Linked DNA regions of Homo sapiens: region 2 is linked to region 1. Evidence: read pairs that join two places in POLR2A ChIA-PET (ENCODE). Cell type or tissue: MCF 10A. All regions are shown on one strand. Each heading gives the region's core, and the rest is flanking DNA. Links, peaks and the distances in the headings are about the cores only.

What was found. Peaks named below come from ENCODE experiments on the same cell type or tissue, not always from the same donor. Only the 100,000 strongest peaks of a DNase experiment are listed, where the experiment ranks them.
Region 2: POLR2A ChIA-PET joins it to region 1 with 5 read pairs; 3 of 35 experiments call an interaction of 5 or more read pairs at or near these places.

What each region holds. Positions count from the first base shown.
Region 1 is chr9:85,508,775-85,525,543 of GRCh38, forward strand. No RefSeq gene overlaps it. Among named protein-coding and RNA genes, the nearest start is that of AGTPBP1, 220 kb to the right of the region's middle. In MCF 10A, for the core only: no CTCF peak of the experiment used is centred there; DNase peaks (open chromatin) are centred at 6,457 and 8,657.
Region 2 is chr9:85,556,938-85,573,706 of GRCh38, forward strand. The region is part of intron 25 of AGTPBP1 (ATP/GTP binding carboxypeptidase 1); the gene reads right to left. Among named protein-coding and RNA genes, the nearest start is that of AGTPBP1, 180 kb to the right of the region's middle. In MCF 10A, for the core only: no CTCF peak of the experiment used is centred there; a DNase peak (open chromatin) is centred at 13,254.

The DNA of each region.
Region 1 (16,769 bases), core at 6,318-10,317:
GGTAGGGAAGTGAAGGAAGACGAGGAAAGATCCCACTAGAGGGAGACAGCAGGTTATCAATGTGGGCAACTGGGGCTCAAGCCTGTTAGGAACTCCGGAAGACAGTGTGGATGATGCCCCTGAGTGATCCCAATCAAGAAGCAAAGAACCTGGGGTATTTATCCATCAAATCCCACATAGCATTTGTTGAGATTGCTCCTGGCAGGACATCAACTGCCCCGTCCTTCAGCCTGGCTGAGCAGGCCAGAGGGTTACAGTGGCCAGAGGAAGGCAAAGAGCCTACATGGCCTTGCAGGTGGACGTGGACTTCCAGTGGGCTTTGAGTCAATGGGCTTTGAGTCAATGGGCTTGGGAAGGATGAGGGCTTGAGAAGGCATAGGTGGGGCACCATAGTCTCTGCCACAGTGGTTATGCTAAGAAAAGGGAGGGAAAAATGCCTTCTAGGACCATGAGAAAGAGGAGGAGAATTCCAAAAATGAAAGGGTGATGACAAGCTCACAGGTTTTGCCAGTAGGATTGTTGAGACCTAAGACTCATGCCTTCTGTGGACTTCGTGAAAGTGACAGGACTAGATTGGCCACCCAGTGTTTGCTTCCACACTTGGGGCCCACAGGGCCCACAAATTACTCCTGGAGCTGGAGTCTAGCCTCCTTACATGCACTTCACAACTGCCAATCAGAACAAATGCCCAGCCAATTATAGTGGACATTCAACCAATCAGAATAGATTCCCGACAAGTTAGAACTGATCCTCAGCCAATCAGAACCAACACTGGCCATTAACAATGGGTTCTACTTGTTGTACCGGCCAAATAGCTCTAGCTGGGGGTGAACTCAGGCCTAAGCACAGACTTGCAGTCGGTGAGCTTGGACTTCAGCTTCCAGCCTCCACCTCTGCATCCTTTCCTCTCCCTCCTGTTATATTTATTTCAACAACCCAAAGCCTTCATGTGGCCCAGTTCTCGGTGGCTTCAGAATTCTCACAAAGGAAAGGCTCATGTATCAGTCGTTTACACCATAGTATAAAGTCAAGACCCTAAAGCATCTAAAGAGTAAACTTCATATCTGACTGTTGAAACAAAGGCAGAAGCCCCATGAAAAGACATATCCACAACAGGGATGGGTCTCTGCCCCTGAAATAACTCCACAGTAGCCACCCACATGGGTAGGCTATAAAGCAGCCCATCTTACTTCAGTGCTTTTAGGGAGACTGCTGCCTGCCTGTCCTCCCAGATCCATCACAGCAGTTGGTCCTTGTGTCCTTCACATGTCAAAATCTGATGACCACCTTTGTTACCCACTCAGCTGCTCCTGAGGGCTCTATCCACTATCACACACATAACCTCATGGTCCATGAGGAACTGTAGGCCTAAATGAAGCCGAAAGCCCTGCTTTTTACAGCCTGTGCCAGCCAGGTTTCAAAGAACGTCATGTGATACGGGTTATGTGGGATTTGGGCGGGGAGCTGCAGAGGTGAGGAGGGAACCCTGTCTGTTCTTGCACAGCAGCATCTCTTGCAATGGCCCTTCCTTTCCATGCCTGCAGCCACAGCTCACCTGAGATCGCTTCTCATGGAAAGCAGCCCAAAATGCACTTCATCAGTCTCCCCGTCCCACCCTCCAGCCACAAGCCACCACTCTGTCCTGGATTTTGCTGCCGATTCCTCTTCTGAAAGCACAGCCTGAAGTAAGCCATTTCCTCCAGCAGACCTTCTAGTGGGTTCCCGCTGCTGGAGTCTCCTGGGCTAGGGGGATGACTAGGACTAGGACTGCCCTCCAGAGCCCCTCAGTGTGGCTGCTCCTCAGTGTGGCTTCCCCAGGGCATGGCTGGCGCAGGGTGGTGGGATTCTCAAGTGGGGGCTCGGGGCTCTGTGCGAGTATTCCCACTCTCAAGGCAGAAGCTGCAACTCCTTTATTGCCCCAGCATTGCAAGTCCCGCAGTGTCACTTCCACTGGACTCCAGTGGCAACATACAAGTCACCAGCTGCACGATTCAGAGGGAGGGGAATTCAACTCCACCTCTTGATGAGGAGAAAAGTGTGTGGCATGGGAGATATTGTTGGGATCATCTTTGGAAAATAGAATCTGCCCCATAGCTCAAAGCCAAATAAACCACTGGCTCTAGCCAGGCATGCCCACACTCTCCCAGGCCATGTTCATTACTCCCACATATGACCCATCCTTCAGAGCCCACCACAATTGCCACCTCCTCTGGAAGGCCAGCATCCCAGCCAAAAGCAAGCTCTTCCTCCTCCGCCCACTCACCATACTGCAGCTGTTCTTCCTGGCACCTACCCTCTTCCATCTTGCATCCTAGGGCATCTGGCCTGCCCTGGGTCCTTCCAGTCATGAGGACACATGCCTCAAACCTCACTGTGGCCCCTCTGTGTCTTCAGACTGCCCTGCCACATAATATATTCAAACCCCACATGTCTTCCCACAGTGCACCATAAGAGGCCAGCAGAATTGGAACAGCATGTGCTGGGGATGTTTCTGTCAGTGAAACGTGTCTCTGGAAAGCTTATCAGCCTTTGAACATGGCCCCAGGCCCTGGCCCAGCCCCAGCTGGCAAGCTCTGAAGGATGAGCTGGATGAGCTGACATCGTCACTAATATTGTCCAAGCCCATATTTCCACCGTGGCTTCTTAAATATGATGCCCTAAAACAAGATTCCCAAGCCTTCTAGTCCAGACATCGCCTGTGGGGCTGTGTGGGGCTGACGGACAGGCTGGCACACACAGTTCTTGGCTGTACAAATTCTGCCTTGGGGTCCTGTGGGGTCCCGGGTCTGTGTGAGACATCTTTTCCCTGTGGGCAATGAATGGCATTCATCTGCCAAAAGTGGCTGCTCCACCTTCTTGACCCAGTTCAACAAACTACAGCTCAGGGAACCCAATCCAGCCCCCTGCCTGTCTTGATAAAGTTTGATTGCAACACAACCTCGCCCATTCATTACGTATTGTCTATGGCTGCTTTCACTCTACCATGGCAGAGTGCAGTAGTGTGACAGAGAAATCATACCACCTGCAAAGCCTAAAGCATTTGCTATCTGGCCCTTCCCATAAAAGATTGCCCACCCCTGCCCTACACACTTGTAAATGACCTCACTGTTCCCCAGTCTAGAGATGGGTGTTAGGGAAGAAAGACATTCCACAAGACATTCCCCCTTGGAATGTCCCACCTCCTGCCCATTCAGTCTGAGACAGCCCAGGAAGACAAGCAAGGGAGGAAAGATCTCCAGGAAAACCACAAGAAAGAGAATCATGTTACAATGGGTCAAAGGCACATGCAGAAGGAAGCAAGACTCCTCCTGGGACCACCAGGCCACCCCAGCCTCTGCTTCTCCAGCCTCCTCCTGGGAAAGGTCCTTTCTTCTGCATCCGCTAAGAGCTGGGATTGGTATTGTAGTCAAGGAAGACCCAGAGAAACGAAAGGGAGAGGACATCAAGAAGCTCAGGAATGGCCTCATTTCCACATGGAGAGCCACACTGCTGCTGTAAGGAAAGTCCAGCCCAGTCAGCCCACAGGAACTGCCCCAGGCTCATAGCCCTGCAAACTCCCCTTAGCTAGACTGGGGCACAGTCACTGGCTGGCCCAAAACCTTGGTCCCAGCATGAGATTCGGGGCCACCATACAAGGTTTTTGCTCTCTGTGGTCTTTTCTCACCTCAGATCACTGCTGACACCCTTGACAGGGGTGGGAACCTGTAAACTCTTTCCCCCCAGTGAACCACCTTCTAGGTGACTCTGCAAAGTGATACTTCTATTCTCACCCATCTGCAGGAAAGAAATGTGGATCCTACCCCAAGCATAGAAATGGACAGATGCTTTTCCTTCTCAGTTGACCAATGTGTAGCCCTGTCCTTAAGGAAAGAAGCTTGCAGAGTTCTAATTCATAAGACTTTCAACATGATAAGTTCCAAGAATGAATCTATTACTTGCCAGCTTTGTGGCCTCGAGCAAATTACTGAAATCCTCTGAGCCTTAGTTTTCTTTTTTATTTTATTTTATTTTATTTTTATTTTTTTGGTTATTTTTTGAGACAGAGTCTCCCTCTGTTGCCCAGGCTGGAGTGCAGTGGCGTGATCATGGCTCACTGCAGCATACACCTCCTGGGCTCAAGCAGTCCTCCTGCCTCAGCCTCCCAAGTAGCTGGGAGGCACGCACCACCACGCCTGGCTAATTTTTGTATTTTTTGTAGAGATGGGGTTTTGCCATGTTGCCCAGGTTGGGCTCAAGCGATCCACCTGCCTCAGCCTCTCAAAGGGCTGGGATTACAGGTGTGAACCACCACACCCGGCCCAGTTGTCTTTTTTTAAAATAGGATAATAACCCCAACCTCACATGGTTAAAAGATACATATGAGGCCCTTACTATGGTGACTGGAGCATAGGATGAATGAGGGCTTTGAACAAATGAACAATGATCACACACGCAGCAAAGGAAGTCTCATTCGCTCACAGAACCCCTTGGGAATAGACCTATTTTCTCCCTTTTATCCTATCTCACTCAATTTACCCCCATGTATCTTCATATAAATTTCTTCCCCTTTCTATTCCATTGTCAAGGTAATAAAGAATAAGAAGGCATACTTGTAAATTGAACTTAGATTTACTTATTTTGAAATACAAAAATTGGCAGGACAATCCTATATTCCTGCTTTCTTTCTTACCTCAAACCAAAATCAGCCTTCATCTACAGAGCCAAATTTATATATGCCCCATAAACATATCTGTGTGCACCTGGTTTGCATAAGGAGGCAATGAAATAAAAATGTTTAAATACTGGGACTCAGTAGCTAACCACCAGGTTCAAGCCTTTGCTTTGCCATAAACACTGTGTAAGCTTCAGAGGCATGTGACCTGCATAGGTCTCAGTTTTCCCATCTGCAACAATAAGGGATTTGGACTCGATTCTCTTATGTCTGGCTGTATTATGGGATATATGATATGAGAAAAGGGTTGAGACAGAAGGATCTAAAGGATCTTTTTAGTTGGAGTCAATTCGCCATTGGGGAGTCAAAGCTGGCAGGCTCCCAGACATCAGAAACCAATTTTTAATCTGATTTATTTGTATGTCAGTTCTCCTCCTTACTGCTCTACCCACTAACCATGTATAATTCCCTACAAATTCACTCTCAGTCATCCTTCCAAAGAAAAGAAAGTTTTAAATAATCTGAAAAAAAGTCGCTGATTATCTGAACTAATTCATCCGTGGGCATCAGGTTTCTTTGCAACATACTCCAAGAATTGGGACTCTAAGGGGTAGTCATCTGTCTGCCATGGAGCCAATCTTACATGTGGCTAATGAATACATGTATGTGCATTTGGTTTCCATAAGGAAGTAGCAAAATAAATATTATTCCCACGGCATCCTAAAAGTCATTTATGGAAACTTCCAGAAACCACTGGAGTAGGCAGGGTTAGGCCCCAGTCACCAATCAGTAGGTCCAGGCCAAGAGTACCACTTACTCTTCAGAGCAGTATCAGTCCACAGACTGCCGCCCTGCCCAGTCATCCTTCCAGCAGGTCATGGCGGCAGGAGAGCCTTGCCAGAGTGGTGAGCAGCCTCATGGCCTTCCAGGGCTTCTGCTGCCCTCCCCGCTGTATGGCTCATCCTTCCTGCTGTATGGGACAGGCTGGAACCTGAACGCCAGCCTTAGGACTCAAGGCCCCACCCCCTCTAGTCACTGTTTCCAAGACTGCAGCTGCCTCCCTGCTGAGAGGCCAAGGCTAAAACTCCATGACCCTCTCTCCTCTCGGGCCTCCCTGCAGCCCCTGCCTGCTCCCATCAGCCTCCCACACTGCTCAGCGGTGAGCTCTGAATTACGTAAATGACCTGGTCACCCTGTTTAAAAATTCCTACGGGTCACTTGAAATTCAGTCTACAGCACCATGGCATTCAAAGACTCAGCCAGAGCTTCCCAGCATCATTTCTATGCCATAGATGCCTTCCCTGCCACACACACACACACAAACACACACACATATGCATACAACACACACAGTTATAAACATACACTCATACCGCATAAACACACGCAACACACAAACACAAAACCCACACATTAACATACTAAGTCACAAACTCATACACAATCACACACCCACTCATAAATACATATGACACAAACACGCAGTCACAAACTCATACACAAACATATATTCTTACACATATGCACAAAACACACAATCACAACACACACATAAACACAGATGTGAAAGAGACATTTGGCAAATGAACTTGAACCTGAACTTGAACCCAAGAAGAGGGGTTCCAGCCATCTCACCAGCATATAGAGCCTTTGAATTAACACACAAGTTGGGAAGAAACCAAGAACTAACAATATCCCTTGAGCCTCTGGATCAAGCCACACCTGAAGCTAGACTTACCCCATGGGCATTTCATTATGTAAGCCAATAAACTCCCTTCTTTATTGTGGTTCTTTTATTGAGGTTTAGCCAAGCTGGGTTTTCATCACTTGCCAACTAAAGATCCAGACTGAATAGACACCCAGGAATCAAGCACCTGACATTCGGAAACAACCTCAATTAGTCATACTCTGCCTCCAGGGCTCAGTTGAGTTTCTTTAAAAACTAAGGCTCGGGCCAGGCGCCGTGGCTCATGCCTGTAATCCCAGTACTTTGGGAGCCTGAGGCAGGCAGATCAAGAGGTCAGGAGTTCAATACCAGCCTGGCCAACATGGTGAAACCCTGTCTGTACTAAAAATACAAAAAATTAGCCAGGCATGGTGGCATGTGCCTGTAGTCCCAGCTACTTAGGAGGCTGAGGCAAGAGAACGGCTTGAACCCAGCAGGCGGAGGTTGCAGTGAGCTGATACAGTGCCACTGCACTCCAGCCTGACGACAGAGCGAGACTCTGTCTCAAAAAAACAAAACAAAACAAAAAAACCAGAACTGGATTTCACTTTTTAAGAAAAGGCATTTAGGCCAGGTAAGATGGCTCACACCTGTAATCCCAACACTTTGGGAGGCAGAGGCGAGTGGATCACCTGAGGTCAGGAGTTCGAGACCAGCCTGGCCAACATGGTGAAACCCTGTCTCTGCTAAAAATACAAAATTAGCTGGGTGTGGTGGCAGGCACCTGTAATCCCAGCTACTTCGGAGGCTGAGGCAGGAGAATCGCTTGAACCCAGGAGGCAAAGGTTGCAGTGAGCCGAGATCACACCATTGCACTCCAGCCTGGGCAACAAGAGTGAAACTCCATCTCAAAAAAAAAAAAAGAAAAAAAAGAAAAAAAATCATTGAACTATACACTTGAAATGGATGAAGTATATGATATGTAGAATATACCTGAATAAAGCCTCTTTCAGTTCTACAATTCACAAGCCTGTATTTTAAGACCGTTTTCTTTTGGCTTGACTGTCTCCTGCTTTAGTAAGCCAATCAGGTGAACCACATACATCTTCATCTGATGATTGCTGAAGGTTTTACAATAGAGATGCAGAAGCTTCAAACGCAGAGCTGAAACTGTAAATCCCACGAGACCTACCTAGAAAGCTTATTTTAAAAATTGGCAGTCTCCAGTTTTGACCCACCTGCAAGATGTTCATATTTCTGTATATCGGATTCTGATTTGATCAGAATTTTATCCTACTGTCTTCTGTCTTCTTCCAGAATCTCCTGGGGGCTGGGAGTGGGGCAGGGTGGAAAGAGAGTGAGACTCAGAACCATTCAAGGCAACCTCAGACAGAGACTCTATTAGTTTCTGCACTCCCCATCACCAAGCGCATAGTAGGAGCTCAATATGTGCAGGGCCGAACGGAAGCCAGGGCATTTGTGTCTCATTTGGGAAATAGGCATGGCCCAATGCCGAGCACCTCCAAGAGGAGCAGCTGGCTAAACACAGCACCAGTGAGTCAAATTTGCGTTTGCAGGGGGAAACAAACAATTAAAGCAGATCAAAGGCTTGATGTGATAATTAGAAACACGCTCATCGCTGTTCAGAAGCTGCCGAGGCTCTCCACGCTCCAAGATGGAGAAAAAGCAGCAGGCACCGTTTTAAATCCATCCTCACCCTCTACCAGCATCCCTTGGATTTGCTTTTATTTTTCTGCTGAGGGGGGTTGACGTTTCTGCTTGCCATATTTGCAACCAAAGGATCGGTCCTCTTTTTTTCTCAGTCTGTTGGCCTCCCTACATCCATTAAGACAACTCAAAGTCCATGTCCTCTGGGAAACTTCTCCTGGTCCCCCACAGCGATGCTCACAGTTAGTTGTTGGAGCACATTCTGCATTCTGCTTTGTTCTCATAGCTGGGGGTGAGCCTGCCTGCCTCCCAGCCAGACTGTCAGCTCCATGAGGGCAAAATGCAACTCGGCACATGCTCCTTTGCCTGTGTGCTGTGTGTTCCCCTCTTCATGGGGCCCTCAGCATGTCCTGCATTGCTGTCTTACACCTCCAGCCCCCACTAGCCCCTTGATTCACAGAGGAAAGAGAAACATTTGGTTCTAATATTCCCTCCACCTCTAAATTGTTTACCTGTGCCAGCTCTCGCCTCCTGTTTTGAGTGTGAAAACCCAATAAGGGAGGTAGATGGAGGTGTGGATTCCAGATTGGCCAGTTTGTGTTTTAAAAGCACACTCCCTGGAGGAGGCAACAAGGGAGGCAGGAGGCCCAGGCAGGGTGACTCAGGCATATTAGTGGGTTGTCCAGAACAAGGTGTGTACCACATAGGAATGCAGGGCAGATGTGAAAGCATCTAGTTTACAGAAAGGGGAAGTATGGTTAATACAGTAGATGCTGGCCAGGTGCAGTGGCTCACGCCTGTAATCCTAGCACTTTGGGAGGCCAAGGCGGGCAGATCACCTGAAGTCAGGAGTTCGAGACCAGCCTGGCCAACATGGTAAAACCATGTCTGTGCTAAAAATACAAAAATTAGCCGGGTGTGGTGGTGCACGCCTGTAGTACCGGCTACTCAGGAAGCTGAGGCAGAAGAATCACTCGAACCTGGGAGGCGGAGGTTGCAGTGAGCCGAGGTCATGCCGCTGCACTCCAGCCTGGGGGACAGAGCGAGACTCCGTCTCAAAAAAAAGAAAAAAGAAAAAATATACAATAGGTGCTTACAGTAGCATGTGAGCTGTCTGTCCGTCCATCCATCCATCTGTCTATCCATCCATTCAAATGAAGTAGAAAGAATGACCAAATGGATGGATGGATGGATGGATGGATGGACAGACAGCTCATATGCTAGTAGTTTCAGGTCATCTAGGGAAGTGACTGAAGCACTTCAATTTTCCATGCTTTAGTTTTTCACATATTCCAAATATGAGAGAATTGGGATTTGTCCATAAGACAATTCTCAGGCAAACTTGAGAAATAACAAGAGTTTTCTCCCATAGTCTGGCTGTGGTAGAGGTATTTTACAGGTGCCATTTATTCACAAAGTTTTCTTCTAATTGGTGTTAAACACAAAACTCATATTATAGTTCTAAGGGGGAGGATGGAATTTGCATTGACCATCCCAGCAAATGCAATAAAAAAGGCAATATTCTGGTTTTGAAGAGTTCATTTGTGCTGATGGAGTCCCAGATCTGGAGCAAGATGTCCAAGGTCAGAAAAAAATAGAGGATTTGAGGAAACCAAGCCTTAGAGTGGGTGGCTTCAGAAATAGCTAAATTGAGACTGGTACCCCAAGACTCTGATGCCTGACACCTACCTCACCTCTCTCTTTCTCCCTCTCTCTTCCCTCTGCTACAAATACGGAATTTTAGCCAGTGATTAACAAATGACTGATGATTTCAAACCGAAGGCAAAGACATTTCAAAAGGAAGCCACACTTTGGAAAAGAGCAAAAATCAAACAAACGCATCCCCTGTCTCTCTGTGGGGCATTCCCTACCTTTCTCTGAGTTATATGTGATTACAAGGGGATTTTAACTCTTTTAGGTTTGGCATCACCAATCTCATTAAAAAACACCCTGCTAGTTTACATAATCTAAATTAATAAAAATCCAAAAATACATTAAAAAAAAAATTGCATTCTAAAATGGAAGACAGTAAACCACTGCCACAATGGAAATCTCATTTTCAATAATATTTTGTCTACCGTTGGAGCAGTGTTGGAAGACATTTGAGGAGCTCAGAAGGTGAATGTACAGCCGAGTTCCACCTTTCCCAAAAGGAAGGCCACAGGGGGCTCATGTAGCTTGGCCTTCAGCTGGAAGCTAACAAAAAATGGGAAAATAAAACACATGACTGCAGTCAGAACAAGAGAGACAATACTGGGTTAAGCAGGCCAGGAAGTTTGCCTATTTCGTAGGGCCCAGTTCATTAAGCGTCCTATTGAAAACCATGGTGGTTCCAAGTTCTAAATGAAGTGAACTCTCCTGGCAACGAATGATTTGGGTAACTTCAGACTAAACTGCCATTGTTTTTTCCACAAGGCATCAGAAACAAGACTAAGCCCTGGAAACATCGGCGACAGGGCGCAGGGAGTAGATCAGCGTGCCAGGCCCTGGTCACGGGAAATTCATAACAATCCTGGACTCAGGAGATGGCTTCATCGGGAGGCTGTGGGACTTATACACCATCACCACACTCTCTCCAGCCCCCAACACCCAAATTGCATCTCCTGAAATGCTGTTAGCTCACTACTCACTTTCCTTGTGCTGGACAAATTGTGGCAACGACAACGTGCTGGAAATCACCAATCCCGTCTTCTTTCTGCCCTGCTACTGCTTGTGTACCAGGGGCCCCTTAGTAGCCTTTCGCTGGATAAGTTTGCCAACTTGCAGAAAAATTTCCCATTAAAAAAATTCTACCCCCTCCCTGACTCCCACCTCTCTGCTTTCTGTAGGATCCTACATACAGCAAAGGCTGGGCTGAGCCAGGATGACAAGCTTCTCAGTCCCAGGAGAGGCCATCTAACTCTCACCCTCCCGCCATGCCGCTCCTCTCCTCTGACCCTAGGAAACAGTGGGCATCAGAGGGAGGGCTAGGGTCTTCACTCTCCCTCTCTTCTGGGATGCATGCCTTGTCCCTGGGTCCCATGATACAAATGCTCGTGGCAAAAGTCTCTCCTCATCCATCTTTCCCCACATGGTCAGTCCCTGAAGCAATATGGCCTCTGCATTGGCCCAGTTTTGCCATTAAACTGATCCTCTAGTCCCCAAATCCCAATCCCCACCTCCACTAAGGCCTGGGATCTATGACCTTCCCACCAGAAAACTTTTTCTTTATTGGTTTCCTTGAAGAATTTTGATTTCAATCCCCAGCACTTGTTAAAAATATAGTCCCAGATGGTTCTGTTGCATAAACCAAGATGGAGACCCCTGAATAGAATCTCCACATCTTCTGTAGTAGCTGTTCTGCGGAAATACTACTCTACATATACTGGGTCAGTCTGACTATGCACTAGACATTAGATGACATTATACAATTGTTGATAAATTCTCTTAGGTGCAATCAAAGTGTTGTGAGAGTTCTGAAAATTTAAATGCATAGAAAGAATAGCTAAATTAGGCCGGGTGCAGTGGCTCAAGCCTGTAATCCCAGCACTTTGGGAGGCCAAGGCGGGTGGATCACGAGGTCAGGAGATTGAAACCATCCTGGCTAACATGGTGAAACCCTGTCTCTACTAAAAATACAAAAAAATTAGCCCAGCATGGTGGCGGGCGCCTGTAGTCCCAGCTACTCGGGAGGCTGAGGCAGGAGAATGGCGTGAACCCCGGGAGGTGGAGCTTGCAGTGAGCCAAGATCGCGCCACTGCACTCCAGCCTGGTGACAGAGCAAGACTCTGTCTCAAAAAAAAAAAAAAGCTGAATTATATATAGCAAAATGTAAATAATTGATCTAGATGGAGGGTATATGGATGTTTATTGTACTACTATTTCAACTTTCTTCAACGTTTAATCATTGTCATAATGGAAAGCTGAAATAAGAAAGCAGACAACCAATAAAATATTTCATATAGCTACAATTCATGTTAATAAGAAAAATTAAAAACTTTATTATATAAAGGTTTACCATGTCAAGGTATGCTAATCATTCAGAAATCTAAGAGAAAATCACTCCAGAAAGTGACAAAGATTTGTGCCCTGCGTTGATAATGCAGGTGTGAAGCTGGGATCAGCCTCATAAGCGACGGGGGTGGGTGTCATTCACGCAGACTTTGGGGAGGGCAGTTCAGGAATGTTGATCAAATGCATTTCTCCAGCAATTCCACCGCTAGAAGTTTACCCAAAACAATTAGGAAAACAAAGGGAGTGAGATGCATAAGGATATTCAACATAGTATAGTTTTTAAAAGAAAAAAACAACCCGTAACCAACCATCTCTCAATAGGGGGCTGATATAGCTACACGGTGGAATAACATTCAGCCATAAAAATTAAGGTATAGATCTCTATATGTGTACTTGGAGAGAAGCCTATGGTTGCAAAAGGCAGGTCAGTTATAGACAGGCAGATGGATAAAAATCAAGAAGAAATTATAGTCCTCGTGGAGTTCTTTTTTGTTTGGTGTGTTGTTTAGTCTTTAGTCTTTTTATTCCTGGAAAAAATGTAAATGACCATTTATTACTTTTGTAATTAGAAAAAAAAAAACTCTAGCCATTTCCATTTGGGAATTCAAAGGACACAACCCCTTCCACCCAGAGTGAATCAATGTGGCACAGCATGTGTCATGTGGCCCCGCCTGTCCCCAGGGAGAGGACAGACAGCTTTGACAGAGTCCCCTTCCTGCTTTGCCATGGCTGATGGAACACATCCACCAGGACGCCTTCCAGGGGCTGATGAGTTAACCACGTGTGCAGTCCGCGGCTTCTCAGAAAGAAGAGTACACACTGTTATGATCTTTCTCTCCAGGCATGCCAGCCTGCATTTCATAGTTTGATTGAAATTGTGCCATCCAGTCTGTCTCTTCACAAACAAATGGAATATTCTGAGCTGCCAGCATTTGGAGGCGCACAGCTTGCATCTTTTTATGAAGAAAAATAAACACTGTGTATCGTAACAACCAAGTCATGATGGATAAAACATGCCTGCGATCGAGAACCACTTGCACGGCCCACGCCACAGACTCGAGGCAGGTGGGGAACGGCTGGACAGTGATGGAGAACAGGCTGCGGGCGGCTGGCCGAGAGAGATGAGTGGGAGCCGCGTGTGGACGTGCCATCAAGGAGAACTCTCTTTTCTGGTTGCATCCCCGCCATTCCTGAAGAACACAGGCACGTGTTGTTTACTCCATTGGTGACAATTAGTGGTGGCGTCCGGTTCCCTTTGTGCTTCCAGTCATTACTCAAATGCTTCAAACTTGTCCCATCTCCTGGACATCCTTAGGTTGTTTTGTGGACTAGAAAGAATTTCAAACCACTCACATGTGATTTGCCAACTCATTCCTTTGGACAACTGCTTTTCATAGCCCCAAAGTCCTGGAGCAGTGGTGCTCAGGGTGTGGTCCCTGGGAGCATCAGCATCAGCATCAGCATCCGTCAGGGAACTTGGGAAAAATGAAAATGCTTAGGCCCAGCCCCAGAGCTGCTAAAGGGGGATGGGCAAAGGACAAAGGGCAAAGAGCTCACGTCAAGTGAATTTACACCCATTTACACACTTTCTAGAAGTTTCATCCAGTGAGGTCTACTTAGGTCTCTTTGGCCGGAACGGTGTCATATGGCCGCTACTCACTGCAAGGAAGACTAGGGAACAGAGCTTTTGAGTTGGGCCCGTTAGCATCCCACCAGCCCTCTGGACACACACACACACGCACAGACGCACACTCACGTGCGCACACACACATGCACACGCGCGCGCGCGCACACACACACACCCCCATTAACCATGGTTCTGTCAGCAAGAAAGGAAGGCAGGCTGTTGAGTAGGGAAGTGGGAGTGCCTGCCGGCGTTCTCGTCTGTCCCTACTTCATCCTTCCTCTCTCACTGTCTTACAGCAAAGGACTACAGCAAAGGCGCGTTCAGCGCCTGCGCGGCCAGGCCCGGGGTGCTGGGTTGCGGCTTCCCGCGGGTAAACCCTGTCGGTACCCGATCCCCGTCCGCGGAAGGCCAGGAGAACGCGGTTCCCCTTCTCGCGTCCTCTCCCTTCCCGCATCTGTGGATAACTCTTCCCGCATCGGCCTCTCTCTGCTGACATTAGAAAGACGTCCCTACGCCGCGGCGAGCTTCCTTTGCCCCTAAAAGCACTCCCTTTCTGTGTGCAGGAAACCGCCCCCGACTCCGCGCGATCGCCCTGTGCGCGCAGGAGTGACAGGCGCCCCAGCTCGCGCTCTCCAGCCCGCCAGGGCCCGGCTTTGGCAGACCCGAGGCTCCTCACCCGCCCTGAGGGACGGGTTGTACTTACTGAGAACTGATGCTTAGTAAGCTTAAAAGCCCCAGAAAGGAAGTCTGTACAAATCCTTAATGATCCAGTCAATTGTCGCTGCATAACAAACCACCCCAGAACCGGTAACTTGAAACAATCACTTATTCTCTCATATATGGTTCAGGGGTTTTCTGGCTTTAGCTGGAGGTTCTCACGGGGTCTCCCACGAGGTTGCGGTGGTCAGATGGGGTGCATCGTCTGAAGGCTCGGGTGCCTCGACGTGCCAGATGGCTCCCTCCCAGGGCAGGTGTGGGTGCTGCCTGGCAGCTGAAATTTCCAGGGCTGGAGACTGAAGTGTCCGTTTGCACATGGCTTCTCCACGTGGCTTGGGGTTTTCACAGCATGGTGGCTGGGTCATGAGAGAGAAGGTACCAAGAGGCCCACACTGAAGCTGGAGGGCTGCTTATGAGCTTGCCTCAGCAAAAGTCCCAGCCACATTGTATGGGTTAAGCAAGTTACTTAGGCTAGCCCAGTTTCAGGAGGAGTGGAATTAGATGCCACTCGTCAATGGGAATTTGTGGCTATCTTCGATCTACCACACTTTGTTTCATAAATAAGGAAACTGAGACCCAGGAAGGTCTTATCCATAGTCATTCACGCTGTTAATGGCAGATTCTGGACTGATACCTACACCCCACCCACCCCTACCCCAGCCCCACAATCTTCATCATTGTTGATAAAGGTGTAAAGTAGTTTTTTGCTGATAAACACAAAGATTATTATAATTAGAAGGGGAAAAGCCCTCCTTTAGGTCGAAATTCCAGGCTGTGTTTTAGGGACTACTCATCGAATATAGAATTTTTCACAAAACTTCATAAGATCCCTCCCTATTTCAAATATGATAGGGATATGTGGCTATCTGTATAGATACAAAATTCATTCATAACAAATAAAAGCAGCCATAACCTCCCGTGGCCACTCAACTCAAAACTAGACCCTGGGGAAATTCTCAAATTATCTGTGACAAGTATTTGCCGAGCCTCTGTATTTTGAGTATTTTATCAAATACACCATAAAGAAGGTCTCCCCCTGTGGAAGTCTGTACTTTAAGGCCAGAAACAGAATAGAATGGGTAGTGCTGTCTTAGAAAGCCAACTACCCCAAAAGATGCCCTCACCACATCCTTCCCAGATACTCCACTATCAACCCAAAACAATAGAATTTCTGCCAGAGTGTCTTCCTCATCATCTGTGTGGCAGAGACTTTAAGATATCCAAAAATCTATCCTCCAATTTTTCCCACAAGTTTCATCTGGCCATATGGCTGTTTGCATGAGAACTCTAATTCCCAGCTGCTCATGCACCACATTCGGACCAATAGAAGATGTACTGAGGTAGGTGTGTGCAATGTCTGGAACCAGGACCTCAAAGGGAAGGAGTGCAGCCTCCACCTCTCTTCTGCCTTTTCTGCTGGCTGAAATGCCGATGTTCCAGTCAGAGGTAGAACAGTCCTCTGACCCACAAGATGGAAGCCTGCTGTAAATGAGTGTGACAGTCACTGGTGCTGCTTGCCATATTCAGTTCTCATTGCTCTGTGGGAACACCTGTAGGAAGGTTTCTGGCCACTGAGTTGCATGTATCACTTCCAGGCTGAACATTCTATTGCTGATGTAAGGCGTTTGCTGTGGCTGCCAAAAACATTACAGATAGTGGCAGTTCCTTCAGCATGACTCTCGGAAAAGGACAATGCCTCTTTGTTGATCTGCAATAGACAGCTAGCACAAGGGAGAAATAAAACCTTGTTGTTTTCAGCCACTTAGATGTTTAGGATTGTTTGTTTCTGCAGCATAGCCTAGGTTTTCCTGACTAACACACCAGGTAACAAGGTAGAAGGGTCTTGGGTCCCTAAAATCATAGCACCACGATCGCTTCTGCACTGGTGGTTCTTTAGCGACCAAACGATCTCCTTGCCAATATAATCATCTTTAAGGGACCAAATTTGGAAGTTGTTTTGGCTCCTGGTGATTAAAAGGGCACCAGAAACCTGAACTTTGAGTGCTGAGCATAGTTGAACGTGCAAGTTTGAAGAAATAGAGTTTAATCTCACAAAGGAAACTCTGAAAGCCAGTGTCAAACCCACACTCCACCCAGCATGGTAAGGGAGCTGGGGTCTTTATTCATCAAATCCTGAGAGTCATTGGTTGAGTGTGGCTCCTAATTTTTTAGCATTTCCAGCCTGATGTGTTGGCAGCAAATAAAGTCAGTTTGGAAGACAGAGAAAGCCTTCAGGTGAAGCAATGTAAGTGCTGGCAGTGTTGAAAGTTGGCCTGTGTGCATTGAGGAGGTAAGAGCAAGAAGATATGGACAAGGCACCACCAGCAGGTGCCATGTTCTTCTAGTTTCTCCACCCTATCCTTAGCAGGAGCCTCTGTGTGCAGGTGCTGACAGGAAGAGCATCTACAATCCAGCAAGCACAGCCACATCTGAGTAAAACCCCAGCA
Region 2 (16,769 bases), core at 10,993-14,992, 53 kb after region 1:
CACAGATTTAAAAACTTGATCTTATCAGGAATATATGGAATCCTACAACCAGCAATTAAAGAATATACATTCTTCTCTAATATGAATATAACACTAAATATGTATTCTTCCTTATGCTGATATATTCTTATTTTGAAGTCTCAGACACTTATTGTGAGAGAAATAACTTTTTCTCCCAAGAGGCTACCAAAAATATAAATAGCCATAAACATATACAATCATCAAATTCCTTACATAGCTAAGTCTTCCAGACTAATAATCACTAATTTGATACCTATCTACATCTCAATTATAAGGATCATTTACTTATGACAAGGCTCAAAGCTTTCATTATAATCAAATCTGGTCTGGGATCCCGAGGTGCTCACATCAGTCCCAAACTTATTTATCTGGATGATTTCAATCTCTCTATTTGTGGGTACAACAGCATTTCATCTACTCAGCACAAATACAAATGGAGCACTTTTAGTTATAAGCAACTACGATTTCCAAAGTACAAGAAGGTATGATATGATCTCCAATTACATGACTTATCTGCCCAGAAAAATCTCAGTAGTAATTACAGCGCTAAGAATTTTCTATGTAGTAGCAATAAATGATTCCCAGAAATGCAAACCAGACTCAAGTTATGTGTACCACAGCTATTAGAAAGGAAAATCTTTTTTCTTAATTTGCTTAATTAAATGGTAAATTATACATTAAAAATAAGGCACATTAATACCAGTAAACTTTACCACATAGCTAAGTATTAGACACTACTGTTAACATTTAGCCAAGAATTACCTATATTAATTTAATTTTCTCAGAAGACAGAGTTCCTATATATGTATAAACAAACAAATACTAGCTTCACATAAGGAAAATACAGATAACAGAGGTTAACATTTCATTCTAGTGTTTGCTAACGGTCTATAGCAACTATTATCTTTGTACTATTTTACCAATATCTACCACTCAGTCTCTCTCATAATGCTGGGGACAGGACTACAGACTTTAGCTGAAAAATAATATGATGGTAACTGGTCCACAGACTCATAGTGTTCCCTATACCTTATTCGAAAAATATCAAAACATACCAAATTAGGTTTTTTAAAAATGTTAAAACAAAATATAACTAATGCTAAGTATTTTAAAGGCTTTCTTTGGCTTAAGTTATATTTATTAGTTGCATCAGGAACAATTTCTCATCAAATTTTCTAATGTCCATGCTGTAGGTATGAAAAGGAATTAAGTAGTGACACATGCTACAATATGGATGAACCTCAAAAGCATGCTAAGTGAATGAAATCAGACACATGAAGGTCACATATTGTATGATTCCATTTCTATGAAATATCCAGAATAGGTGAATCCATACAGACAGAAAGGAGATCAGTGGTTGCCAGGGGCCAGGAGTGACTGCTTAATTGGTATGAGGGTCTCCTTTGGGGGTGATAAAAAGGTTTTGGAACAAGACAGGGTGATTGATGGCTGCACACCATTGTCAACATACTAAATGCCACTGAATTGTTTGCTTTAAAATGGTTAATTTTATGCTCTGTGAATTTCATCTCAATTAAAAACTAGATCCAAATAGTATTTTTGATTATATGTCAGTAATTAGGCTTCATTTAAACATGGGTATATTTTTAATTATGATAAAACATTGTGTAGATATTGCTATCTTTCAACTTCACTTACCTATAATTTTTTTTGAGCCAAGGTCTCATTCTGTTACCCAGGCTGGAGTACAATACAACGACATGATCTCGGCTCACTGCAACCTCCACTTCCTGGGCTCAAGCAATCCTCTCACCTCAGCCTCCCGAGTAGCTGGGACTACAGGCACCTGTCACCAGGCCAGGCTAATTTTTGTATTTTTTGTAGAGACAGGGTTTCACCACGTTGCCCAGGCTGGTCTCAAACTCCTAGACTCAAGACATCTGCCTGCCTTGGCCTCCCAAAGTGCTGGGATTACAGGCGTGAGCCACTGCACCTGGCCATCCTATAGTATTTTAAACATGCTCAAGCTTCAAATACTTCATCCACAGACCTGATATCCTGAAATTTAGTCACCACTACAATATCCTAATAAATAACTATTAAATGTTTCATCAGTCTCATTCTCAAATCATTTAAATGAAGGTCACTGAAACTGTTTAATAGTTCAGATAATAGATAAAATAAAAATGACTTTTGCTAAGCACAAAAATACTACATAGCTATTTGCTTTTATGAGTCCTACCAGTATTTCCAGCTTTGACCTGAAAGAGAAACACCTACCCCAGGAAAAATGTAGTGTTGCATCAGATGGAATTTTTATTATACAACACAAATGGGTAAAATTAAAATGACTTTTGTTTGGCAATTACCAATAAATGCCCTGGGAATATATAACATAATGAATAGTCGACAGTGAGCATTATTGAAAAGAAAGTTCTATAACTTCTGGTAAACACAGAGGATCTAACAAAAGCATTTATTTCTGATCCCTTCTCAAATACTACTAAGATGACAGTAAAAAAAAAAAAAATCTTTTTTTTTTTTAAGGATAAATTCATAGGGAGAAAATAAATTCAAGAGGAGGTAACGATGAGACAGGAATAACACAGGGTGGTCACAGGAGAATAGAAAATTCCAGGCAGCAGTTTCACATGACCAGCAAAAAAGAAACTGCTGAAATGGCTGCAGAAACTAGGGACTGATAAGACCCTGAAAAACCAGGTTGACCAACTGGACCCAACATAGCACTGGAATTGACCTAGGTTTCACCTAGGACCTCATCATATGCTCATGAACATACTAAGTCACACACCCACCAGTGTCATGACAGTTCCAGGAACACCCATATTTGGTGTAAAAGTGGGTAGCACAACAGTTCCGAGAAATCTCCACCTTTTCCCAGTTATCTTCACGAATATTCCACCTTTTGATTAAAGAAATCCATAAAGATAAAAATCCCAAACCCCACTGTGGGACTGTCTCGACTATGCCTGCAGTCCCCTTTCTTGAGTGTGTACTTTTGTTTTGCAATAAATCTCCGTATTTTCACTATTTTCTGACTCATCCTTCAATTCCTTGGCGTGATAGTGTCAAGAGCCTGGGGACACAGACACTGGCTGGGGTCAAGGTCCCACCAGCATTTGGAGACCCCCTCCAGCCCACCAGTATCAAAAGCAAACAAGAGATAATAACAAAATGTTGGAAGATGGAGGCAGGTGGAAGCAGATGGATGAAACTAATGGTCTTGAGTTCCAACTTCCTTCACTTTGCTAAGTACCTATGGAAGGAAGGGAAATCAAGGGAAAAAAAATGCTGATTTACATTACAAAGCCCTAGAAAAGTTCAGCAATTAGAGACACTGGTTATTTTTAACAAATGGGTTTTAGGGTGGAATTGAAAACAAGAACCAGCTAAAAGATTTATAAAGAGGAGTTAGACCTTCAAATTCCCTTCTTCAGCCCATCTCCTATTTCACAAAGATGGGAAGTTGGCTTTCAAAAGATGCTTCAGAGAGGCTACTCACATAGGACCAAAAGGCAGAAGTAGCAGAAGTACAATCCAGAAAATGAGGGTGCAAGTGGGGAGCGCAAGTCAAAGTCTGCTCGAAAGTAAATCCTATTGAGCTTCCCAAATGCTGGCTTATGCCCCTAAGGCAATACTTCTCAACTTAAAAAAAAAATCCCCTAAGGAGTCTTTGTAGATAGATATTTTTCCTAACTCCCACCCCTTAATTAATTACATTAAGTATTAAAAAGATAAATTTAATGTCAGATAACACCCAGTTAAAGAAAGTTCAGATAACACCCAGTGAAAGAAAGAATAGGTGAATTAGAAGGTGGGTTAGAAAAAACATCCAGAAGAAAGCACAGAGAGACAAAAGGATAGAAATTTATTCATAAGAGAATAAAAGACACAGAGGATATAGTGAAAAGATCATACGCAAACATAAATGGAGTCCCAGAAGGAGAGATAATGAAGGCAGGAACAATGTTTGAAGAGAATATAGCTAAGAATTTCCCAAAACTGATAGAAGACATGAAGCTCCAAATTTAAGAAACTTTGGGAACCCCAAGCAAAATAAAAAGAAAATCATATCTATGTAAAGCTCCTAAATATGAAAGACTAAGAGAAATTCATAAAAGCAACTTAGCCTTAAAAGAGACCATTTTCGGCCGGGTGTGGTGACTCACGCCCAGCACTTTGGGAGGTGGAGGCAGGCAGATCATGAGGTCAGGAGTTCAAGACCAGCCTGGCTAATATGGTGAAACCCCGTTTCTATTAAAAATACAAAAATTAGCCAGGTGTGGTGGTGCATGTCTGTAATCCCAGCTACTTGGGAGGCTGAGGCAGGAGAATCGCTTGAACCTGGGAGGCAGGAGAATCACTTGAACCTGGGAGGCAGAGATTGCAGTGAGCCAAGATCATGCCACTGCACTCCAGCCTGGTGACAGAGTGAGGCTCCATCTCAAAAAAAAAAAAAAAAGACAGACCATTTTCAAAAGGGCAACAACAAGACAAATAGCTAACTTGACATCCTAACAGTGGAGGACAGAAGACAACAGAATCCATATCTTTGATGTGCTGAAAGAGAGTAAATGTCACCTAGATTCTCCAGCCACTGAAAATATCCCTCAACAAGTAAAGGTGAAGAGATAGCAGTGTTCTTTGGGAAAAAGAAAAATGATCTCAGATAAAACCCAAAATGTAGGGAAAAAAATGAAGAGAAAAAAGAGCAGGGGGTGGAATGCGTGGTGAGAGCTAATGACTGCATTAAACAATAATATCTGTAAAGTTAAAAATACTCATAGTATCTGAAAGTATCTAACAACAGCAACAGATACGTTGAGGGGGGTTAAATGGACTTCAAATGTTATAAGAATCCTGTATTGTCCAAAAAAAAAGATAAAAGTACAATTTTTTTTTTTTTTTTTGAGAAGGAGTCTTACTCTGTCACCCAAGCTGGAGTGCAGTGGCACAGTCTCGGCTCACTGCAACTTCCGCCTCCCGGGTTCAAGCAGTTCTCTGCTTCAGCCTCCCGAGTAGCTAGGATTACAGGCACCTGCCACCACGCCCAGCTAATTTTCATATTTTTAGTAGAGATGGGGTTTCACCATCTTGGCCAGGATGCTCTTGAACTCCTCACCTCCTAATCCACCCACCTTGGCCTCCCAAAAATACACTTTTATATTAAGAGTTTGATAAAGTGAGACTGCATGAAGTAATGCCAAGTGTCCGTTAAAATCAGTTAAGAGAATAAAACCAATATAAATCTAAAATCAATCTAAAATCTACCAATCTAAAAGAAAGCCAAAAAAAAAAAAATACAGGACAGATGGAACAAATAGAAAGCAAATAATAATCTGGTAGATTTAAACCTAAATATGTTAATAATTACAATAAATGTAGGTGAACTAAATGCTCTGATAAAGAATAACTATATTCTGCTTAAAAGACATATTTAAATATAAAGACACAAAAGGCTAAAAACAAATACTAAACAAAAAGATAGCTTACGCTTACATACATAGTAACACCAGCAGGGTTAAGATTCTGTCAAATTTGTAATATTAACTCACACACTCAGAAGTTTCAAGCTTTTCCAATTAAAATAATTTTATAGATTAGTAGTTTTAAGCTCTGTTTAATTTACATCTAATCTTTAAATCTCCATTGTTATTTATAAAACTAAATTTATCTTTCACCAAAGCAATGGTGTAGAAACTAAATGGAACGACTGGCAACTTATTTTTCATAATTATCACAAATTCACTTTGAATAAGTCTCTTACCTTTTTCTTAGTTTATTTAAACAAAACTTAAATGTTATATGCAAAAAACCTGATGGTTCACAGTATTGTAAAGAGTAATTATATAATATCTGAAATTGGGCGAATATTTACATCCCCCCTCCCATCCCAATTCATATGTTGAAATCCTAATTCCCAAGGTGATGGTATTAGGAGGCGGGCCTTTGGGAGGTGATCAGGTCACAACAGCAGAGCCCTCTTGAATGGGATTAGTGCCCTTATAAAAGAGACCCCATAAAGATCCCTCAACCCTTCTGCCATATGAGGTTACAGTGAGATGACCACTGTCTATCAAAGAACAAGGCCCTCCCCAGACACTGAATCTGCTGATGCCTTGATCTTGGACTTCCCTGTCTCCAGAACTGTAAGAAATAGATTTCTCCTGTTTATAAGGTATCCAGTGTACGGTATTTTGTCACAGTAGCTCAAACAGACCAAGACAGAAACTGACACCAAGAACTGGGGGTGCTATTGTAACAAACATGTAAAAATGTGGCAGCAGTTTTGGAAGTGGGTAGTGAGTAAAAGCTGTAAGAGTATGGAGGTGCTTGCTACAAAAGGGATACATGGCTGTGAATGGCCCATAAAGAGCAATTCTGGTGAGGCTCAGAAAGAAAACAGGAAAGCTATAGAGAAAGCTTCAGACTTCTTAAAGAATACTTAATAATCCTGATAGAATGTTGGTAGAAATACGACAGTAAAGGCCATTCTGATGAGGTCTCAGATGAAAATGAGGATATTTGGCCAAGGAAATTTCTAAGCAAACTGTTGAAGGTATGGCTTGGCTTCTCTTGATTGCTTATAGTAAAATGCAAGACAAGAGAAATTAAAGATGGAATCATTCACGAGAGAGGAAGCAGAACTTAAAAATTTGGAAAACTCTCACCCTGTCTATATTGTAACAAACGAGAAAGACAGTTTGGGAGGAGAGAATACCAAGGGTGTAGCAAAAGGACCAACTGATAAGGCATAAAGTCAGCCAAATAAACAGAGCCAGGAGCTATTGTCCAAGACAAGAAAAGAACGACCACCCTCCCTGACAGGCAATTCAGAGATCATCAGAGTGGTTTCAAAAGAGGAGCCACCTGTGCCTGCAGGTTCACACACTCCACTCCCTGCAGTCTGGCACCCTGCTCCTCTGCAGCACAAGGTGAGGCTCTGGAAGGCCCAGGTGTGGTACACATGCAGTGGTCACCACTTCAGAGGGCACAGGCATTTGGCAGCATCCATGTGTGCTGTCTCTGCTGAGCCCCAGAATTCACCAGCCTGGGAAGCATGGTTACCTCCACCTAGATATCGAAGGATGGAGCCACAGGCACAACACCCAGGTAAGGAACCACCACAAGGGCAAGGCCACCACAAAGAGCTGCTACTAGGGCAAGGCCCAGCAAAGCCATGGGGGCAGGACTGCCTGGAGGCTTAGGGATCCAACCAATGGCCAGCAAAACTGCAGGGATGGAGCCTCCACTCTAGTGTGTCCAGAAGGTGGAACGGCAGCCCCAGTGGGCCTGAAGAGCAGAGAATGCAGCTAAAGATCATTTTCAAGCCTTCAGGTTTTGGACATGCTCAAGAATTGTCACTTCTTTTTCTTTTTGGAATAAAAATGTCTGTCCTGTTCTTGTCCTACCATTGTATTTTAGAAGCACCTAACTTGGTTGATTCCACAGGCTCACAGCTAAAGGAAAATTTGCCTCAGGACAAATTATACCTTGAATCTCACCCATATCTGATTTAAATGACACAGTCATATGCTCCAATGATGTTTCAGTCAACGATGTAATGCATATATGACAGTGGTCCCAATTATAATACCATATTTTTACTGTGCTTTTTCTATATTCAAATATGTTCAAATACAGAAATACTTCCCATTGTGTTACAATTATATATAGTATTCCATACGGTCACATGCTGTACAGGCTTGTAGCCTAGGAGCAATAGGCTATACCATATAGCCGAGGTGTGTAATGGGCTATACCATCTAGGTTACTACAAATACACTATATGATATTCATACGATGATGAAATCACCTAACAACACATTTCTCAGAATGTATTCCTATTGTTAAACGATGCATGACTATATTCAGATGAGTCTTTGGACTTTAAACTTTTGAGTTAATGTTGGAATAAGCGAACATTTTGGGACTATTGAGATGGAAATGATGTATTTTGCTTGTGAGAAGGACATGAATTTTGGGATGGGAACAGGGATGAAGGGTAATGAACTGAATGTTTATGTCACATGAGGTTACAGTGAGAAGAAGGCCACCTATGAGGAAGCAGGCCCTCACCAAACACCAAATCAGCCATTGCCTTGCTCTTGGACTTCACAATCTCCAGAACTGTGAGACATAAATTTCTGTCATTTATAAGCCATCCAGCCTATTGTATTTCATTATGGCAGCCTGAGCTGACTAGGACAACATCTGTCAATGAGTTACTACTTATGTTGAAAAAGACATTTAATGTAAATATTTATTCTTATTGCTGCAAGTATTCAAGCTTATTTGATATACATTGCCTACAAATGAAAATAAATTAATTTATAACAGATACTGTATCTCGGGAAATAGTTAAAACCAAGAAGGATAAAACTGAATTGAGGGCTAAGTTGTGGAATAACACGATCCACACTGCAGACAGGTTGAATAAAGCAAAATTCTGGCAGGGAAAGATGGATTTGAAAAATTATGAAAGGGTGAACTCAACTAAAAAAAAAGTTAGGGGAATTTATATTCATTAACTTGATACCTCAGTTTCACATTACGACCAGGAAATAGATTAAAAATTACAAGGACAAAGAAGGGATCCAGAAGAGCACAGACAATAAAGAGAAAAGGACAGGGGGGTGATCTTAGTAAAAGGTAAGTGGTCTCCTAGTTCCATCTCTAACACTGTCATTTACCCTTTTCACTTACACTTGGAAATGTGTCTTCCCCTACTGATTCCATGCTGCCAAATGCCTGTGCCCTACTGATTCCATATTCATCATTATGACCCTCCAATGCTACCTAATACTATCTCCTCAAGCAATCATTGCCCCTTATCCTCACTATTCTTATTGGAGCACTCATCCTCGTCTCAAATGTAAATGATTCCAAACACCTTCCTTAAGAATTTTTTTGCCTCCACCTTCCCAGTTTCAAAAAAATGCATATACTTCTTTCAGGTAAAATAGTGGCATACTTTGCCAGTGGCTTTAAAACTCCCAAATGACTAAAGGATAAAGTCTAATGTGCTTACATGGTTAATTTGGGCACTATAAGACAGTGCTCTTCCCAGAAATCTAATTCAATTGAATTTTTAAATCTGACATAGCTACCTACCTCTTATTCAACTCAATATGTGACTGGCACACATTGCAAGGTACCATGAATGGCACATTATGCAGCACTAAAGGGCACAGATATAGTCTCTGCACTAAAGGGCACAGATATAGTCTCTGGGGTTAACTAGGAGTTAGCCAGGCAAAGTGTGAGCAAAAGGCTTCTCTTAAAAGTTGGTATTGAAGCCAGGCACAGTGGCTCATGCCTGTAATCCCAGCAGTTTGGGAGGCCGAGATGGGAAGACTGCTCGAGCCCAGGAGTTCAAAACCACCTGGGCAACATAGGGAGGCTCCCTCTCTACTGAAAAAACAAACAAACAAAAAAAATTAGCTGGGTGTGGTGGTATGTGCCTGTAGTCCCAGCTACTTAGGAGGCCGAGATGGGAGGACTGCTTGAGCCCAGGAGGTTGAGGCTGCAGTGAACTATGATCATGCCACTGCATTCCAGCCTGGGCAACAGATCAAGACCATGTCTCAAAAAAAAAAAAAAAAAAAAGGCTGGTATAGAAAAGTACACACTTTCAGGTTCCTGTTATCCCTGTCCCAAAGACAGAGCAATGATTAGGTAAAATACAAAATAGGATGACAAAAAAGACACATATGCATATAGAAATAAGATATATATCTCCTTGGACCGGAAAAAGAACAGAATCACGAAGTCAGGTCATGGGTGTGCCGCCAGGTCCAAATGCAGGCAGCAGTAGCTCCTTCAAGGCAACAGAGAGGCTGACAAAGTGCCCTACAGGCAGGGAACTAAATTCAGACTTGTGAATGCAGCAGCTGGAGTAAGGCTTCCCACTTTAGAAAGGAGGCTGAGAAAATAAGGCTGAGACTTCTGCCTAAAGCTAAAGACTTTATAGCATTGCAATTATAAAGTCAGAAAGAAAAGACAGAGGGAATCACAGCCAGAACTTTCATGAACTCAGTGACTTGTCCTGGAAAATCCCCAATCACTGAAGGATGGGAAGTCTGAAATGTTAGTATCATGCTACCATAAACTTGTGCTGGAGCCCTGAGAGGGCCAGGTAGAAAGAATCACAAAATCATTAAGAGGTTACGGGGAGAGGCTTGAAAGGCCTGGGAGTGGGGGACTCTACTTAAAATGAGCCTGCAAACTATAGGATCATGAGAAACAGTGGATGAATTTACCAACACAATAAAAATAAACAGCACAATCCACAAGTGACTTTAAAAGTCTTTAGGGTCTTCAAAGAAGGAAAGAATAACGGCCATAGGATATACAAGAAAATGTGAGGGCTGGGTGTGGTGGCTCACGCCTGTAATCCCAGCATTCTGGGAGGCTGAGGCAGGTGAATCATTTGAGGTCAGGAGTTCAAGACCAGCCTGGCCTACATGGTGAAGCCCCGTATCTACTAAAAATACAAAAGTTAGCCAGGCAGTAGTGGTCCATGCCTGTAATCCCAGCTACTAGGGAGGCTGAGGCAGAAGAATCGCTTGAGCCTGGGAGGCAGAGGTTGCAGTGAGTCGAGATCGCGCCACTGTACTCAAGTATGGGTGACACAATGAGACCCTGTCTCAAAAAAAAGAAGAAAGAAAATGTGAAATAAATGCAGAAACAAAAAAGAGCAAATTAGATGAGAAATACATAGTCATTAAAAGAAAAATCTCCCAGGAGATAAGTTCTGGGAGTAGTTGGTGAATTATAAAATGCTACTGAAGAATTTACCTAGACTGTAGCAGGAAAAGGAAACATGAAAAAGCAGTTAAGAGATATGCATGGAGAACAGACTGAGAAATTCCAATACAGGAATTCTAGAAGAACAGAATAAAGGGAATGATAAAGAAGCAATTTTCAAAGAGAAAGTGGTTGAGAACTTCAAAACTGAAGACAAGAGTCCTCAAATTAAAAGTACCTATTAAGTGTCAAGCAAGATAAACTAAAAATAAGTCTACTCCTAAACATAATGTACTGAAACTGAACCAGATTGAGGATAAGAATAAAATCTTAAAGAAGTGGAGGCACAGACATTTTGGTAGAGAAAACCAAAAATGCAAAGACCCTAGGGTGACAAAGAGACTGATCTGTTCTAAAATAAGGCTACTCAAGGTGTGGTCCATTGACCAGTGTGGTCCACAAACTCTTTGTTACTGGCCCATGGTGACAAAAGTACAGAAACTGAAATGAAGTGTTCAGAAACCTTTATAACAATCTGACACAGAAATTATAGGTCTGGTGATCTAATAATAATAAATTAGCACTTATATTTGTATTCTTTGGGGTCCTCTCTCCCATTTTCATAGTGTTTCATTCTTATATTTTTATTCAAGTATCAGTACAGAAAAAGTTGTAAAACAGAAACTGGTCCTTTGCCATAACTGGTTTAGAAGCACTGTTCTGAAAATTCAAGGGTGGTCAGTGCAGTTAGAATGATAAGGATACAAAGTGAGAGTAGGACAAGCTCAAAGAGGAGAGGAAGGTGTAGGTGACTTACGCTGGACCTCAGAGACTCTGATAATGGATATATTCCATTACACACCTGGGACACCGATAATGGTTTCTAAGCACACGAGTGACTAGTGCATGCAAAGAAGCTGGAGGATACCAGAAGTAAAGTACATGGAGCAAGACCAGTCAGAAGGTTACTGGAGTTGTTCAGGCAAAGGGTAATGGCAGCCTGGACTACTGTAATGGTAAAGGTGATGGAGAGAAATGAAAGCTCTGAGAAATATCTCAGAAGAGAAATCAAAAAGTTCTGGGTGATGGATTGGGTTAAGGGTAAGCGAGAGGAAAATGCCAAGAATAAGACATGAGCATCTGGGTGGACAGGGGTGGCTAAGAATGAACAGGTTTGCTATGGGAGCAGCAGTCACAAACTGAGTTCTAGACCAGTTAATTTTGTGTCCAGGTGTACATAAGCAAGTTGGAAGATGGATCCACAGGTCTGGGAGATTGTAAGTATTTTGGAGTTGTCAACATACAGATAGAATGTAAACTCACAGGAATGAATATCACCCACAGAAAGCAGGTAAATTGAGAAGTGGAAGAGGAGAAAAAGCAAAAGAAGATGAAGGAAAAAATGCTCAGAGGAAAGTTTATGAACACACCACCCCTGTTTCCCCCCTCAACAAATAAACCCAAGTGACCTGTGTTAATTAACTATGGCTGTTGTTACCAAAGTAACTTTTATTAGTGATCACTGATGCAGAGCACAACTAAAGGACAAATATCAACAGCTAAGAGAAGGAGGTAAAGATAAGAAATAGTACAACATCCCCCACATCACATTACCAATAATGTAAATAATGACAAGAATTTGCACTTATTCCTGAAAAGTTTCCAAGAGCAAGAAAAAGAATAGCTGAATGAATATACTATATTATATTACTATAAAATAAGATATTAAAATAATAAATAGCAGTAACTAAGGAAAAAAGTTTTGCCAACCTGTATTGGGTGGGGGGAAGCAGGCTTAAAAGCAGCAAGTATATACTAATGATCTGATCTGAAATTATAAAGCTGGCTAGTTTTATCTTCAGCCCACAATCAGAACCTCCCTCATTCCCCTTATTTACTCTATCTGTATTATATGAAAAACAAAACAATAACAACAAATTTACATTTAAGAAGCAGCGTGCTGAATAGCTGTACGCTAGTAGCGTGTCATATTACACTGGAAGTATCCACCTCAAAAAACAACTCCAGATAGCTCTGCAGCCACCACTCTCCTCAGAGTACCACATTAGCTGTTGCTTACATCATAGAAGTCCCAGGCTACTATAAGCTTCTAAATGTTTTGAATTAATACATTTTTCATATAGGATGGATCATTTATCATTCCATACTTAAAGACATATACAATTACTATTTCCTCTTCTATAAAATCTATACTCATTAGCAAAGAACTGAACACTTGCTCCTCTGATGTTTTCTTCAGCCTTAACTTTTCTAAGCTCCAGATAAGTCTTTCCACCTTACCTAGTCTACAGTAGTCCCCTATTACCTGCAGAGGACAAGACCAAGACCCCTCTGTTCATGCCTGAAACTGTGGACAGTAACAAACCCCATATATCTGTTTTTTTCCATATGATAACTGAGACAGCTACTAAGTGACTAAGGGGTAAAGGGGATGGGTAGAGAGTGTCTATAGTGTGGCTATGCTGGACAAAAACAATGACTCATGTCCCAGGTGGAATGGAGTGGGATGGCAGGAGACGTCACCAGACTACTGAGAACAACATGCAATTTAAAATTTATGAATTGTTTATTTCTGGAATTTTCCATTTAATGTTTTTGGACTGCATTTGACCACGGTTAACTGAAACCACAGAAAGTGAAGCCAAGGATAAGGAGGCTACTGTATTTTCCATTGCTAACTTTGTTTCCTTCACGTTCAGCTGCTATTTCTTTACCAAACCTCATCTACTATTATCTTTCAAGCCCTACCCTAAAACCTAATGATTTGGGAAAAACTCTCTCAGATAAATCCAGCCTTCACTCAGTCACTCTTTTTCTTCAAATGTCTATGTAATTTTTAACTGTTATTTTTGTACTCTTTTATAACACTATCATGCCACTTCACAAACATAAACTGTGCTTTTTCCATCATACTATCGACTCCCCTCAGGACGTGAGCTCTCATTTCCCATTTCTTCTACTTTTGCAGAGATTCTAGCTCAACACTCTGCCCATGATAGGTTGCAATAAATACCTAAACACAATGACTCATTAATAGAACATAATTGGTCAATGAATAGCTACTACATGAAAGACACTGAGATTACAAAAATAATTTTTAAAAAGCTCCCTCCCTTTGGATTGTTGGAGCCTAAGCAGGGTGAGGAAGGCATCCGAGAGAGAGCAGTGAGACAGAAGATTAGTTACACACAGGCAGGTTGATCAAGTAAGAAAAAAATATTCAAGATAATGACAGCCAGGTTTCTCACTGTTAAGGAAGGGAATTAGACATTTAATTTAAAAACTAGACTTAACCCTTAGGTGTAGAATCAGAATGGAACATATCACTGTGAACTCAGAATTTTTAGGTTATGTCTGTCTTTATTTGAGCATGCATGTATATGCATGTGTGTACATATATATAAATTCATGTATGTAAATACTTAAATATATTCTATAGCTCTGTCTACCAAGAGAACTTGGGAGCAGTAACATCACAAAAGCAATAAATAACTACTAGCACCGAGGCTTACATATAAATACCGTTTTCCACCAAAAGGAATCAGGAAGCATTGAAGAAATGATTGATGATTCCAACCCTGAGATAAAGAACATGCAGTGATAGCCTGGGAAATCCTGTTCTGCCAAAAAGCAAGGAAATCCGCAAAGAATGATGAGGAAATATAAAAAAACATAACAGAAGTTTGAAGGGGCCAAATCAGGAAAATTTTGAGCATCAAAATAAACAATGGCAGTAATAGATTAAAACTCACTGAATTAAAATTATAAATCATAAGCCCCATACATACAAATTTAAGGATGAATAAATTAAAAGTTGGATGATAAAATGGAATACTGACAGTTTCAAAGTACGTGCCCATTAAAATATTTATTAATTACAAAAGAGGAAAAAACTACTTCATAATGGAGAAGTTTGGCAGATACCATCTTAATTAAATGATCAAAGGGAATATTTTGAGTAATGGAACAAATTAAAACTGCGCTCTACGATAAGATGCAATGAGAAGCACACAGTATCCATGATAGTCTTGCCAAAGATGCATAATCTGAATATAATCATGCAACACACACAGACTCAGATTGAGAACATTTAATCCTCAAAAGCATCAGGATACAGAAGTCAAGGAAAAGTCAGAAGTATGTAAAAAATTCATTTGAGATAGACAAAGAGGAATGATAGCATGGAGGAAGAAGTGACTAGTTTGCCTACATCAATAAACAGGAGAAAGAGCTACAGTAAAATCTCAAAAGAAAACTGAATTTGTAATTGGCCATTATTAGTTGTTTGTGTGTGTTTTTTTTTTTTTTTTTTTTTTTTTTTTTTTTTTTTTTTTGAGGCACAGTTTCATTCTGTCACCCAGGATGGAGTGTAGTGGCAGGATCTCAACTCACTGCAACCTCCGCCTCTTGGGTTCAAGCGATTCTCCTGCCTCAGCCTCCCGAGTAGCTGGGACTACAAGCGCACACCATCATGCTTGGCTAAATTTTTGTATTTTTAGTAGAGACAGGGTTTCGCCATGTTGGCCAGGCTGGTCTGGAACTCCTGGCCTGACCTCAAGTGATCTGCCCACCTCGGCCTTCCAAAGTGCTGGGATTACAGGTGTGAGCCACTGCGGCTGGCTTGGTTTGTATTTTTATATTTATGCAATGATAAGGATGAGGAGTTCTTAACCTTTTTTGTGCCACAGTCCCCTTAAAGAGTCTGATGAGGCCTATAAACTCCTTCTCATAATACTTTTAAATATATAAAACAAAATAAATATGATTACAAAGGAAATCGATTATATGGAAATATAATTATCAAAATGTTAAAAACATATTTGTGATATAGCAGTACATGTGATTTCTTTAAAATATGTGCTTTTCAAAATATATATACTCCTTTTAAAACAATAAGACCAGTGGAGGGCCTAATCATAACCATAGTTGTGAAGTATTAGTAAGCATAAACGATATTTCAGTATATCTAAAGCACCAGTAACGGTCTGTTGACTACATGTTAAGAATACACGAATTAAAAGTTAAAAGGAGGCTTAAATATCAGTGAGAATTGACAATTTTTATATTCATTTCTATTCTTGTTTAGGAGGTACTTTGAAGGATAGAGAATGCAGGTGATTATTTGTCTAAATTATCACATTTATGAGGAATGGAGTTCCAAGTAATGTTTGTCACACCTAAAACTACTATACTGACATATACAACAGGGCAGAGCAATAAATTAACAAATTTGATGACAAGTTAATACCTAACAACAAAAATCATGAAGGTTCTATAAAATGAGACTATTGTTACCCATATACACAAAACCATAAAATGCTAATCTCTGGCATTATGATTAAGAATTATGACATGAACTCCCTCTCCCTCTCCCTCTCCCTCCCCCTCCCCTTCCCCACGGTCTCCCTCTCCCTCTCTTTCCACAGTCTCCCTCTGATGCCGAGCCGAAGCTGGACTGTACTGCTGCCATCTCGGCTCACTGCAACCTCCCTGCCTGACTCTCCTGCCTCAGCCTGCCGAGTGCCTGCCATTGCAGGCACGCGCCACCACGCCTGACTGGTTTTCATATTTTTTTGGTGGAGACGGGGTTTCGCTGTGTTGGCCGGGCTGGTCTCCAGCTCCTAACCGCGAGTGATCCGCCAGCCTTGGCCTCCCGAGGTGCTGGGATTGCAGACGGAGTCTCGTTCACTCAGTGCTCAATGGTGCCCAGGCTGGAGTGCAGTGGCGTGATCTCGGCCCGCTACAACCTCCACCTCCCAGCCGCCTGCCTTGGTCTCCCAAAGTGCCGAGATTGCAGCCTCTGCCTGGCCGCCACCCCGTCTGGGAAGTGAGGAGCGTCTCTGCCTGGCCACCCATCGTCTGGGATGTGAGGAGCCCCTCTGCCCGGCTGCCCAGTCTGGAAAGTGAGGAGCGTCTCTGCCCGCCCGCCATCCCATCTAGGAAGTGAGGAGAGCCTCTTCCCGGCCGCCATCCCATCTAGGAAGTAAGGAGCGTCT